Linked DNA regions of Homo sapiens: regions 1 and 3 are each linked to region 2. Evidence: chromatin contacts called from ENCODE Hi-C or POLR2A ChIA-PET data. All regions are on one chromosome and are shown on one strand. The core of a region is the stretch at or near the end of the contact, and the rest is flanking DNA. Distances in the headings are between cores, read along the strand shown. Region 1 has its middle 32 kb from the start of NFIA. Region 2 holds the start of TM2D1 (TM2 domain containing 1). Region 3 holds the start of NFIA (nuclear factor I A).

The links. A loop is a pair of places that touch in the nucleus more often than their neighbours do. ChIA-PET counts read pairs that join two places held with the same protein, here RNA polymerase II (POLR2A). Pooled maps may share reads with other maps.
Region 1: a map of dorsolateral prefrontal cortex shows a loop between it and region 2 (2.8-fold over the local background). The contact joins the enhancer-like site here to the promoter of TM2D1 in region 2. A Hi-C loop is called at or near these places in 9 of 168 maps with a recorded cell type or tissue (CD4-positive, alpha-beta T cell, CD8-positive, alpha-beta T cell, ascending aorta and 6 more), 1 of 37 single-sample maps with no recorded cell type and 27 of 50 pooled maps. POLR2A ChIA-PET finds 5 or more read pairs at or near these places in 3 of 52 experiments (HEK293T, activated CD4-positive, alpha-beta T cell and activated T-cell).
Region 3: a loop to region 2 is called in a map of CD8-positive, alpha-beta T cell, with 4 times the contacts of the local background. The contact joins the promoter of NFIA here to the promoter of TM2D1 in region 2. A Hi-C loop is called at or near these places in 9 of 168 maps with a recorded cell type or tissue (B cell, CD4-positive, alpha-beta T cell, CD4-positive, alpha-beta memory T cell and 5 more), 3 of 37 single-sample maps with no recorded cell type and 18 of 50 pooled maps. POLR2A ChIA-PET finds 5 or more read pairs at or near these places in 9 of 52 experiments (MCF 10A, OCI-LY7, activated CD4-positive, alpha-beta T cell and 5 more).

The regions. Positions count from the first base shown.
Region 1 is chr1:61,048,813-61,052,822 of GRCh38, reverse strand. No RefSeq gene overlaps it. Among named protein-coding and RNA genes, the nearest start is that of NFIA, 32 kb to the left of the region's middle. Within about 2 kb of position 2,027, at least 28 of the 41 ENCODE cell types and tissues checked have a DNase peak (open chromatin) inside an H3K27ac peak, as active enhancers do; they include ascending aorta, dorsolateral prefrontal cortex, gastrocnemius medialis and 2 more, where a contact is called at or near this core.
Region 2 is chr1:61,723,891-61,728,385 of GRCh38, reverse strand. TM2D1 (TM2 domain containing 1) reads left to right here and starts at 3,245. Exons shown (of 7, transcript NM_032027.3): 1 at 3,245-3,429. The coding sequence starts at 3,266. RefSeq lists enhancers at 2,570-3,255, 2,904-3,563, 2,600-3,799, 3,256-3,943.
Region 3 is chr1:61,080,397-61,084,717 of GRCh38, reverse strand. It overlaps NFIA (nuclear factor I A), which reads right to left and starts at 2,157. Exons shown (of 11, transcript NM_001134673.4): 1 at 1,900-2,157. The coding sequence starts at 1,926. RefSeq lists a silencer at 2,587-2,881.

The sequences.
Region 1 (4,010 bases), core at 778-3,277, 670 kb after region 2:
TGTGTTTTTAAAGTGAACTCAAGGGAAAAACTGCAGAGTTTGCAAGTTTTGTGATTCCTCAGGCCAGGAGAGCCTGTGAAGGTCTCGGATCCCGGTATCTCTGGGGCGAAAATCATTAAAAGTATTTTGTGGAGAAAGCATAGCTTCCCAGCTTCATGAGGATAAGGCTGCTTTCTGTAAACCTTCAAACCACAGTGCACCAAGCCTCTACCCTCAACCCCTCTTCGAGAACAGAAATGCACTCCAAGCATTTCTGGTCTTCTTGTGGTTACCATGCCATTATGTAGCACCACCTGAAACTATCTCTTTGAATACTGATTCCAACTTTTACAAAGTTTCTTGCCCTTTTTTGCACCCTGATAAGTTGTACTTGTCCTATGTGTAATGCAAGCTTGCCTCTGAGCCCTTGACCTGCTGTCAACCCCGGAATAGGGAGTATTCTAAAGGTTACATTTTCGTCTTAAGGGATAAAAATGTTGCTTTCATCCTGTTTACCGAGGGTGCCCAGTACAAAGTGGGCAAAGTGGTAGGAAATGCGGTCTCTGGGCTTTGCCAGTGTCGGGAGGATAGTTCCAGCATATTAGTCCCTGTCTGCTTAAATGCCGACGTTAGGTACCCGGCATGTGATGTCCTGCGGTTGAGCCCTCTTACTCTTACTCATCAGGTCCCGGCTGCAGCGCTGGGAACGCTGGGCACACCTGCCGATTTTAAAGCAGCAAATTCAGTTCAGGCCACCGGGAGCGGGAGGGCTCGCTTTTCCGCTGGGGCTACCGCATGAAGCAAGTGCTTAAATTTTTTCCCTTCACAAAAGGGAAAAAACCATTTTGCTTAAATCTGTTTTTTCTTAGGACGCACTTAGAGACCAGGCCCGCCAATATTCCAGTTAGAGTTAACGCTACCAGAAATATGCAGTGCTTTAGGATTCCAACTTGGGACTCGTTGAAGACCAGAATGTTACAGTCAATCTCGCCTTTCTCTTTTTGTTTCCAACACCCTACTTTCCCTTCAGTCTCTTTCCTCTTCGGTGTTCTCTACCTCTTGAAATATAAAAGTTTAATAAAAACACCACCCTATTTTATTTTTTAAAATAAAAGTTGACACTAAATTTGAGAGCTAGTGTTGCAACTAAGCTCTTCGGAAGTTTACCCATCTGTTCCCCAAACCTTTGATGCCTGTAATGTCAACCACGATTGCTTCTTAAAATTCACTAAAAGAAGTCTTTCAGTAACTTTGAAAAAGTGTAATAAATGCTAATGGGGGGGAGGGAACTCCCAACTCTGATGGATTTTACCTTCTCGGATCAAGGAGCAGGACTCCAAGCAAAAGAATAAACTTTATGTAGTTTATTTTTAAACTATTCTATTTTCAGTAGCGATTTCTCTTCCTTAGCTAAATTACTCAGCTTTGCTCAATTCCACTTTTACCTTTCCCCACACGTCCTCACTGACTCAGCAATTGTCACCGAGTGAGACCCTAGGTAGTGGGAAGGAGGCCCCCACAGATATGCTCCCCGGCTAAAGCGCTCGATTGAAGATCTGAGAAAATATCTTCAGAAACTACAAATGGAGCAAATCATTTACCTAATTCACTCAAGAGCTTCCACGGGAAGGACTCTGGAGGATGAGTGTCCTCCTAATGCGGTGCTAATGAAAAGCCCCTTAGCCGGCTCTCCGGCCGAGCGCCGGACCGCGTCTGCTCGGCGTCTACGGCGGAGCGACCCTGGTTGGCGGCGGCCGCGCATTCCCCCCCCCACCTGCCCGAGGTGGCACGGCGGCCGCAGCGACTCCGGACGCCGCCGGGGCCACTCTCCGGAGCGCCGCCCTGCGACCCCGGACGCCCCCTCCCTGCCCCCACCCACCGGCGCGGGTCTTCCTCCCGCTCTTCCTCCTCCTCACCCTCCCCGGGGCTCTGTGTGGGGGGCTAGGAGGTGACTGGGGACGCTTCCTCGGTCGCGACTCCCGGTTCTCCGCGGCCTCCCGCCCGGGGGGGTTGGGGTTAAAATCTGGGAGTTCAGCTCTGCGGCGAAATCTCGGGTTCCCAGGGAGGGGCCGGAGGGAAGGAAGACCCCGCCGGGAGCGCGCCGGCCAGAGCCGCCCCCGCCCCGCGCGGCCGCTGTCCCGTGGGGAGGATGAAAGCGCAGGGCCCGGGCGGGGCCGCGGCGGCTCCAAGGGGCGGCGAGTGCGGGGCGGGGACTGCGGCGCTCGCGGTGACCGGGCCCCCCTTCCCAAGCCGCAGCTCCTGGCCCTGCAGGTGCACCCCCAGCCCCCTTTTAGGCCCCTCCGTGGAAACCGCCTTCCGGCCCAAGTTCTATCCTTTGAGGCTTTGAACCAGGCCTTTCAGAAGTTTTTAAAGCTGCCCCGCCCCGCCGGCACTCACGGGGGTCACAGTCCCCCATCCCTCCACCTCCGCTACAGCTGCCGGCGAAGCGGGTGCCGGGAGGAAGCGGAGTGGGGGCCAGCGGGCCGGCCCGAGGGTCGGGGACCGAAGCGCCGCCCCGGAGCGCCAAGCTCGGCCCCAGCGCTTGGAGATCGCGCCGCGTAGCCCGACCTCGGAGGAAGCGCGGGCCCGCCAGCCCCTGGAGAGGGGAGGGCAGGGGGGCTGGGAGAGGAAGAGCGCGCGGGGAGGGGGGCATGTCCCCATCACCGAGGTTCCTGCGCTCAGTTCAAGCCAGGGGACAACTTAAATTGGCCTTCAGGGGAGGCAGCTGGTGACCCGTGTCCTCGCCCTCCAAATTCCCCTGAGCGAAGCAGGGCGCCACCTACAGGCGAGCTCTAGATAGCAGGCAGGAGAAAGACGCGCCTGCAAAGTAATGTGGCCCCGTCCCAGCAAGCCTAGCAAGGCCTGTTGTGTCCACAGCCTCCTCTCAGCTGCCTGAGCCTGTACCGAGTTATAGGTCCGTTGGCAACAGCAAGAGCCCTGAGGGCACTCAGCGTGTGCTTTTGGGGAGTGGAGAACTGGGTGTTAATTTCAGGAATTGGGGGATTCCAGTATCAAAGAAGTAGCAGCTCTGATTGGACAGGCAGGTTGCACCCTGACAATTTTGGCTGCACTTTGACTCCAGTATCTCGACTCCAGGCTATTTTCATGGGATGCACTACGTTTCCTTGAGAATAGCTGTGTAACCTTGGGCAAGTTACTTTATCTCCCTGAGTCTCTGTTTCCTCATCCCTCAAAAGAGGGAATAGTGGTACCTGTCTGATAGAGTCATTGTGAGAATTTAATGAGATGATGTAGGTAAGAAGCTGTAGGTGCCTTCTAAGGAATTTTCACCTATTTCTTTTTTAAAAATAGTTTTTAATTATTTATTTATTTATTTTGAGTCGGAATCTCTCTCTGTTTCCCAGGCTGGAGTGCAATAGCGCGGTCACGGCTCACTGCAACCTCTGCCTCCCTGGCTCAAACAATTCTCCTGCCTCAGCCTCCTGAGTAGCTGGAACTACAGACACGCGCCACCATGCCCGACTAATTTTTTGTATTTTTTAGTAGAGACAGCGTTTCACCATGTTGGCCAGGCTGGTCTCAATCTCCTGATCTCAGGTGATCTGCCCGCCTCGACCTCCCAAAGTGCTTGGATTACTGGGATTACAGGCCTGAGCCACCGCACCCAGCCAACTTTCACCTATTTCTAATGTGAAAACCCATCTTTTATTCTAAGAAATCTAACTTGTAAGACTGTTTAGCTTCTTTCTGTTCCTTGAAGATTAGGGCCTTAGAGGAAGTGGGAGAGAGCTAAGAGGTTTCAGTGTTTGAGTAGGAAACAGGATGGGTTATGGGGAGTTTTGATAACTAGCTTATCTCCTCATAGACAACGGCTGTAGGCCGGGTGCTGTGGCTCACATCTGTAATCCCAGCTCTTTGGGAGGCCGAGGTGGGCGGATCACCCGAGGTCAGGAGTTCGAGACCAGCCTGGCCAACATGGCGAAACCCCATCTCTAATAAAAATATAAAAATTACTTGGGCGTGGTGGTACATCTGTAATCCCAGCTTCTCAGTAGTCAAGCAGGAGAATC
Region 2 (4,495 bases), core at 1,996-4,495:
AAGGTTCGTTTTCTAGGCTATACACTGCAACCTCCGCCTCCCGGGTTCAAGTGATTCTCCTACCTCAGCCTCTGGAGTAGCTGGGACTATAGGCGCGTCCCACCACGCCGGGCTAATTGTTTGTATTTTTAGCAGAGTCAGGGTTTCACCGTGTTAGCCAGGATGGTCTTGATCTCCTGACATCACGATCCGCCCACCTTGGTTTCCCAAAGTGCTGGGAATACAAGTGTGAGCCACTGCGCCCAGCCCTAGGCTATACCTTTTTAAGCAGTCATGTATCCTACAAAAATATAGCGTTTCAACTACTATTTTGGGAGAATCTTTTTTAAATGTTTCTTTTTCTTTTCTTTTTTTTGTTCAAGCCATCTGCCTTCCTTGGCCTTCCAAAGTGCTAGGATTACAGGCTTGAGCCACCACGCCAGGCACAGGAGGAATATCTTAAGCAAACCCATTGTCCTACTACAGTAGCTAGTATGTGCTTCTAATGTAACAATTATCAAACACTTATCAAATAGTATTTAACTGTTTGTATTTTCCCTTACCAAACAGGAAGTGCTTACCTGCAGGGTTTTTGTCTAAATTTTTGAGTCTAGGGTCTAGCTTCATGCTGAGTACATAGTAAATGCTCAATTAAAAACAATTTTTTTTTCCTTTTTGGAGGGAGAGGGAGGACGGAAAAAAAGGAAAGAAAGGAAAAACGAAGGAAGAAAAAAGAGAGAAGGAAGAAGTCCATTTAGAATAGGAAGTTTATAACTGAACTACTAAATTTTTCACTTAAATCATTTAAACCTGATTTAAAGCATAAATATTATGTATAAATGTCTTAAATTAAAAATAGCGGCGGGGCGCGGTGGCTCACGCCTGTATTCCAGCACTTTGGGAAGCCAAGGCGGGCGGATCACGAGGTCAGGAGTTCGAGACTAGCCTGACCAACATGGTGAAATCCTGTCTCTACTAAAAAATACAAAAATTAGCTGCGCGTGGTGGCGTGCGCCTGTAATCCCAGCTACTCAGGAGGCTGAGGCAGGAGAATTGCTTGACCCCGGGAGGCAGAGGTTGCAGTGAGCCAAGATCGTGCCACTGCACTCCAGCCTGGATGACAGAGCGAGACTCCATCTCAAAAAATAGCAGCGGGGCGTGGTGGTTCATGCCTGTAATCCCAGACCTTTGGGAGGCTCAGACGGGTGGATCACCTGAGGTCGGAAGTTGGAGACTAGCCTGATCAACATGGAGAAACCCCGTCTCTACTAAAAATACAAAATTAGCCAGGCGTGGTGACTCATGGCTGTAATTCCAGCTACTCAGGAGGCTGAGGTAGGAGAATAGCTTGAACCTGGGAAGTGGAGTTTGCAGTAAGCGAGAATCGTGCCATTGCACTCCAGCCTGGGCAACAAGAGCAAAACTCCCGTCTCAACTCCATTTCTGTCTCTAAATGAATGAATGAATAAAGCATAGTAATGCTACAAAGTTGTTTTATTATGAAAATTTTAGGGCCAGGCGCCGTGGCTCGCGCCTGTAATCCCAGCACTTTGGGAGGCAGAGGCGGGTGGATCACCTTAAGTCATGAGTTCGAGACCAGCCTGCTCAACATGGTGAAACCTCGTCTCTACTAAAAATACAAAAATTAGCTGGGCTGGTAGTGGGCGCCGTAATCCCAGCCTTTCCGGATGCTGAGACAGGAGAATAGCTTGAACCTGGGAGGCGGAGGTTGCAGTGAGCCGAGATCATGCCATTGCAGTCCAGCCTGGGCAACAACAGTGAAACTCCACCTCAAAAAAAGAAAATTTAAAAACGTAGTTTATGTTTAAATATTACTTCAAATAGTTGTATGTCTTCCAGAATATATATTCCAAAATGAGGCCAGGCACAGTGTGGCCTCACACCTGAAATCCCAGCACTTTAGGAGGCAGAGGCGGGCAGATCACTTAGGCCAGGAGTTCGAGACCAGCCTGGCCAAAATGGTGAAACCCTGTCTTTACTAAAAATACAAAAATTAGCTGAGCGTGGTGGCGCACGCGTGCAGTCCCAGCTACTCAGGAGGTTGAGGCAGGCGAATCACTTGAACCAGAAGGCAGAGGTTGCAGTGAGCTGAGATTCTGCCACTGTACTCCAGCCTGGGTGGCAGAGAGAGATTCCATCTTAAAAAAAAAAATTTACTTCTCGTAAAACATTATACCAGTGTTCTCAAAGTGGGGGTCCCTGGACTAGCAACACCCACATCCCTTGGGATCTCCTAGAAATGGAAATTATCCAGTCCCTCCCTACATCTTTTGTATCAGAAACTCTGAGTGCCGGTTCTATCATTCTGTTTTAATAACTACTACAGGTGATTCAGATGCTATTCAAAGTTTGAGAACCACCAAAGTTAGTGCTAAAGTATGGATGAAGAAGCACCACTCAAGTTCAAATTTTTATATTGTTAGACAAAAAAAAGATTAAACTTAACTTTACGAAAACATTTTTTCCTCACTGTTAAAGTTCCCCACCACAGAACTTTTAGAACATATAGAAATTTAAAAACAACAGATGGAGGAAAAAAAATCTTCAACTTTTCACTTAATCATAAACTATTTGGTTTCCTCTTGTTACAGTTTCCACCCCCCAAATTATCCCCCACCTAAATTGTCACTTTTTTTTTTTAAAAGGCGTAATGTCTCTCACAGTTTTTAAGTTCTGTTCGTGGCAGCCTTCCAAAATCCTTCTCTAAAGTTACAGGAGGACATTATGTCAATTAGTAAGAGCATAGATCTGAAATCTGGCAAACATCAATTTCATTCCGACTGAGTCACTTAGTGATTAAGGTCAGTGTGTTTCAGCGTCTTTGAGCCTTGTTCCTTATCTGTAAACCCAAAACCTATCAGGGCTAACTGCGATGATGTCAGGAAAGCATTGATTCCAACCTCTGACGCCGCTGGCACTTTCAGAGGACCGAGAAGCCTCAGCTAAGGGCGCGGGAATGAGAAGCGGGTGAAGCACCTGATTGCCTAAACCACTCGTTTCCTTCCTCCAGCACTCAAAGATTAACCTTAGCTCCTTCCAAGGGTTCGTGGGGGAAAATTCGCCTCGAGGGACTGGGTACATGCATATTTTAAAAGGGTCTCCCAATGTGATTCCACGGGCTCACGGGCAGAAGAACACGCGAAGAGACGGAACTGGCCTCTATCCTATGCGAGGTCCCTTTAAGAACCTCGCCCTGTTGCCCTTCTCCCTCCCGCTCCTGGGCGGAGGCGGAAGCGGAAGTGGCGAGAAAGTGTCGGTCTCCAAGATGGCGGCCGCCTGGCCGTCTGGTCCGTCTGCTCCGGAGGCCGTGACGGCCAGACTCGTTGGTGTCCTGTGGTTCGTCTCAGTCACTACAGGACCCTGGGGGGCTGTTGCCACCTCCGCCGGGGGCGAGGAGTCGCTTAAGTGCGAGGACCTCAAAGTGGGACAATATCCTCTGTGGAGAACACCCCCCCATGGAGGCGAGGTAGAGTTGGGGTCGCAGGTGGGTCGCTGCCGTCAGGACTGGCTAGGGCTGTACTGAGTGAAAACGATAATCTGATCTGTGGCTTCTAATGACTGAAGGATCCCTGAAGGTGAACAGAGTTGTGGAGATGGGAGGGCCAGAGGCCACCCTTTGTGATTTCCTTATGATTTTACTAGTCATTGGCGCTTCCTCTTCTGATCCACTTTTTTTTTCTTTTTTATCAGTGTGCTTACTTGTTCAGTAAAACATGTAGATCCTGAAGTATGCCAGGCCCCGTTCTAGACACTAGTAATACAAAGATGGATAGTCTCTTACCCTGGAAATGTTTGCCAACTCTTCCTAGGGGGAAGACAAGTAATAACGATCTAGCCAATGTGTTGCCCATTTATCATTAACTTTATGTATATTATGCATATTACCTCATGTCATCTTCAAACTTCATGAGATGGTAGACTGCCAGACAAATTTCTTTCTGTTTTCTTTTTTTGAGACAGGGTCTTACTCTGTCGCCCTGGCTGGAGTACAGTGGCACGATCTCAGCTCACTGCAGCCTCCGCCTCCCGGGTTCAGTCAATTCTCCTGCCTCAGCCTCCTGAGTAGCTGGGACTACAGGCATGCGCCACCACACCCGGGTAATTTTTGTATTTTTAGTAGAGACGGGGTTTACGCCATGTTGGCCAGGCTGGTCTTGAACTCCTGGTCTCAAGCGATCCGCATCCCCCTCACCATGAACCACCGCGTGGGGACTCAGTGGATAAATTTCTGTTGCACTTTGCAACCTTGGGTGACCTATTTGAACTCTGTTTTCTCATGAGTAAAAACGTGGATAATTATGGGGCAAATTTAAAGGTTTATTGTAATGTTTATGTATTATTATATTATTTGTAGAGACAGACTTCTCGTTATGTTGCCCAGGCTGTTCTTCCCAAACTCCTGGGCTCCAGTGATCCTCCTGCCTCAAGTATTACTTAGCAATACTAAAAGTATATTTGTACATATGCTTATTGACTTGGACAAACTAGCAGCCTC
Region 3 (4,321 bases), core at 908-3,407, 640 kb after region 2:
AGAGCTCAATTGAGAAGACACTAATGTATCTGTTAGGGTCCTTTCCCTTTATTGCAGCTCGCTGATATTATCTACAAGTTCTGTGTGTTGCAAACTTCTGCCAGCTAGAACTTCAGCCTTCGAATCTCAGCATTTTCACTATAGTCCGTAATTCATTCAAATTATCTTACACTTTGCATCTTATCCATATGCAATTGTGAACCTTGCCAGAAGTGGTTGGAAAAGTTTCATTCCATACTTCCACAAGTTACTAAAATAGGAACTTTGGAAGTTTGTTAGGAAAAAAAAAAAAAACTTTTACAGTAACTAAAAGTAACTGCTATCCATTATTAATGCTAGGCCTAAATCCCAAACAGACCATTTCAACATAAAAGATGCGTTTAAGAGTCTTCTGAGATCAAATACCCGGTATTATTACTGTTAGATATTGCAATAAGAAGGGATGTCATGTGGGAAATAAATCCAGAATCTAGAGAGGAGAGCGAAAACTACTGATACTTTTTAGCCTTCCAGAAACTATTCCGGTTAAACCGTTATCTCCTACTAAATGAAGGCAAGAAGTGGTAGGTTTTTTAAGGGAGAGGTGAATAAACATTTTATGTGAAGCATATAACTTCATGTAGGTGATTAATGGTCAGATCCTAATGTACCAAAGCAGTATGAAATCTCACGCTTAAAAAAAAAATAGCGCAAAACCACTTTGACTTCAAGCCTTTTAGTCAAGGAAAACAAATAACATATTCAAAGGGGACCGGATTTGAAGTCTCGAAGTAGCAATATTTTGCCTGGGGGTGGGTAGACAAGGGAGGAATGGACAGGGGGGCACGGAAAGGAGAGGCGGTGGGGCGCAAGAGCCCCATGCTCTGAGTTGAGTCGGAGGGGAAAAGTTGCCCCCGTCCTGCGCGCGGAGCGGCCGGAGTCGCGCGGTGGCGGTGGTGGTGGTGGCGGCGGCGGCGGCGGGGGGAGCCGTGTCCGGCCCGGGCCGCCGCTCCGGCTCCCGGCTAGGAGCCCAACTCTGCCCGGCGCTACCCGGCCCGCGGCCCGCGGCCTCCGGCGTTCGGCGCCCTGCACAACGTGGGCTCGTCTCGGCCCCGAAACTTTCACTCCGGGAGAGCCAACGGGCCACCGGCGCGCGGCGAGGACGCAGGCTCCACCCGGCCGGCGCGGGGGAACGCGCGTCCACGTAGCCCCGCTCAGCCGAGGGCTAGCCGCAGCCTGCCCGCGTCCGAGGGGCGCTGTCCGGGCCGGGGCCGGGACGGGAGCCCGCGTCCTTTCCGCGGCCGGACCCCGAAGGCTGACAAACAATAAACAAAAGTAAGAGTTCGGGAAGACGGCGGGGGGCTGCGGCAGCGCAGGCTGCGGGGAGCGGGCCGTTGGGCGCAGGCACCCGAGGTCTCCCCGCACCCGAGGACTGCAGCCGGCCCGAGCGTGCGGGGTGAGCGGTGGGCTCCGTCGGCGGCCCCCTCCCCGGGCGCTGCGGCACTACGGAATCCCTGCTCCCGGCAGCAGAAACGCTGAGCCAGATTTCTGCGTGTCATGGACTGCAACCCCGCCGAAACACGTGCGGGGTGTCCGAAAACACTGCTGTTCCGCAGTCCGTCGCCCCGATATTAATTAACGCATTAATAAGAGGGCGCCATTAGCCATGTGCCCACACAAATGGCCGTGCAAGAGGAATGCACCCGCATGGAAACAAAGTTACTTTCTTTAAGCGGGATCCCCCCCCCCACCCGCGGGCACACGCGCGCACACACACAGAAACACGCGCAGACACAGACACACACCGAGACGCACGCCCTGGGCCCGGCCGGAGCGACGGCCCCGGTGCCCCCCACCCAGCCCCAGCCCTGCCCCCGGCGCCCCGGCCCCCAAGCCCTCCGCATCCACGCCGCGGCTTACCTGGGTGAGACAGAGCGGAGAATACATAACTGCCGGGCGCTGGGGTATGCGTGTGCGTCTGGGTGTGCGGTTTGGAGGTGTGCGTGAGTGTGGGTGAGAGAGGAGAAAGAGGGAGAGAGGAAGAGAGAGAGAGAGAGAGAGAGAGAAGGGGGGAGAAAAAAAAATCAAGCCTGCTTCTTGCGTTCACATTTCCAAGTCGGCTCAACTGCAGCCAGCCAGCCAGCGCTATTGCCGCTCCATGAGCTGAACTTTAACCCCGCCTAGAGTTTCCCTACACTCCACTATACATGCCTACTGTACGCGGGTGTTAAAGGCATAGCGCACCCTTTCCCGCTCCCGCGCCGGCCCGGCCGGGTGCCCGCGAGCTGCCCGCGCGCCCGCCTCCGCCTCCGCTCTGCACCGCACCGCACAGCCGCCGCCCGCTCGCGCCGCCGCCGCGGGGGGGAGGGGGTGTGGGGGAGGGGGCGGCTGCGGCGCCGCGCGGCCAGCCGGGTCCCGAGCCTCCGCGGCCGCTCGCGCTCGCAGGCTGGCTCGCTCGCTCCCCGGCTCTCTCCGTGGCTCGCTCCTTGCTCGCTCGCTTGCTCGCTCTCCCGCTCGCTCCCCGGCCCCCCCGCCCCCTCCCCCGATCAGCGCATTACTGGGTAACGCAGTGAGGAGCAGTTACAGTCTGTACTCCCGGGCAGCTATAGGCTGCCACAGGATGTGCTTAAGCAAACAAAACTACTTTTCCTCGTCCCCATCCCCCCACCCCCGCTGCAGACCTCCGCGGACCTCGGTGGAGGACTTGGGCAACTTTGCCAGGTTGCCCCGCACCCCCCGGGCCACCGCGTGGGCACGTAGAGAACCGAGGAGGAGGCCGGGCGGCACATTTGCATGTATGCAAATTTCTTTGAAAAATCAGACCTCCTAGGTAACTTTTTTTCCCCCACTGAAATGCGGTAAGGCTCAAAGCATTGTAATCTCTCCAGCGAAGCTTTCTGTGGGAATAGATTCGTCGGCAGAGGTAATTATGCACACAATCCTGCAAACTTTGTGCAGCTTCGGTCCTGTGGCATTCAGAAGCGGGGGTGGTGAGGAATCAGTGCCCACAGAAGATTCACCGGATTTGGGGGGCGGGGGTCTGGAGAAAAGAAGGCGGAGATTAATGAGCGTTATCCCTCCCAGGACTGTGAAACTAGTGGGTTTGAACACAGACGCCATAGAAAAAGTTCTATCACGTTCAGAAACAACAGTGGTTTAGCTGTGACATCTTTTACTTTTTAGGAGGAAAAAAATATGTGAAAGGGATGTCCCCTTAGGGAAGGGAGATATTCTGATCCACAAACGCGTGCCCAGAACTGGACATAGGCTATCATTACCGTCCCAGTTTCTGGGACACCTCTGGAAGGGTGCCTTTTAAGAATCCCTTTTTTCCCTCCCCCAGGTAATAGTTCTTAAAATGGAAAAGAGCTTCCTGCAATTATTTTAGGTTTGCTAAAGTATTGTTTTGGCAGAAAAGAGGGGGGTGGTTTTTAGGGTTTGGCAAGTTGCCAGTAAGCCTGCTTTTCCAGTTTTTTTTTTTTAACCTCATATTTTCTCTCTAGGCTCTCCTCTCTCGGAGGGGGGAAAGCCTACCTGCCTCTTCTAAGCCCCCATCCCTTATTTTACTTCTCTTCCTCATGATGGTTTGCAAAATGCTGCATTTGACAACCCTTCTCAAAATTCCAAAAGGAAAGAGGTAGGTATCATGTTGAAAGACACTGGCACACAGGGGAATCTGCCCTTCGGTGGAGGTGACATAACCAGAGAGTCTCTAAAGAGGGGACATTCCTGTAGGAAAGTGAGGGTAAGTGATGTGTTAACAAGTGAGGGTGAGTGATGTGTTAAGGCCACTCTCATTCAGACTTCTTTTCAAAGCAAGGGGCAGGAAATACTGTACTGGAGAAAGAGCAAAAGAGAACCTCTGAAATAATTCTGCATCTGTCTAAAGTTATTTTATGCTTGTACTTTAGTTACTTTATTGCCAAAATAATTCCCGAATGCTCAAGAACCATTCTCTCTCCCACCCTCCCTCCTGAACATCCTTGGAAATCTCTCAAGATTATTTACTAAGGAGTGAGGAGAAATAATGATTTCAGCCTTTAATGAGAGAGTCCATTTTCCCAAACTTAACCCACTGCTTTTCCTTGGTTCCTCTCAGATTTTAGTAGGGGAGGAATGTCCTAAAAGCCAAGCTGTGTTACAGAGACAACATCCCTGGCCACGAGAACCTTTGCTGGGATCTATAACTTCAATGCGCTCCAAGTTTCCTCGATAGAAGTTTCTGGCTGACGGTCCCAACATGTAACTGAGGCACAGTGAAAAGTTATTGTTCAGAGTGTGTACTCGGGAAGCTCTCTTCCAGAGCAGATTAAAATCTTTCTTTTGGTGTATTAAAAGATAC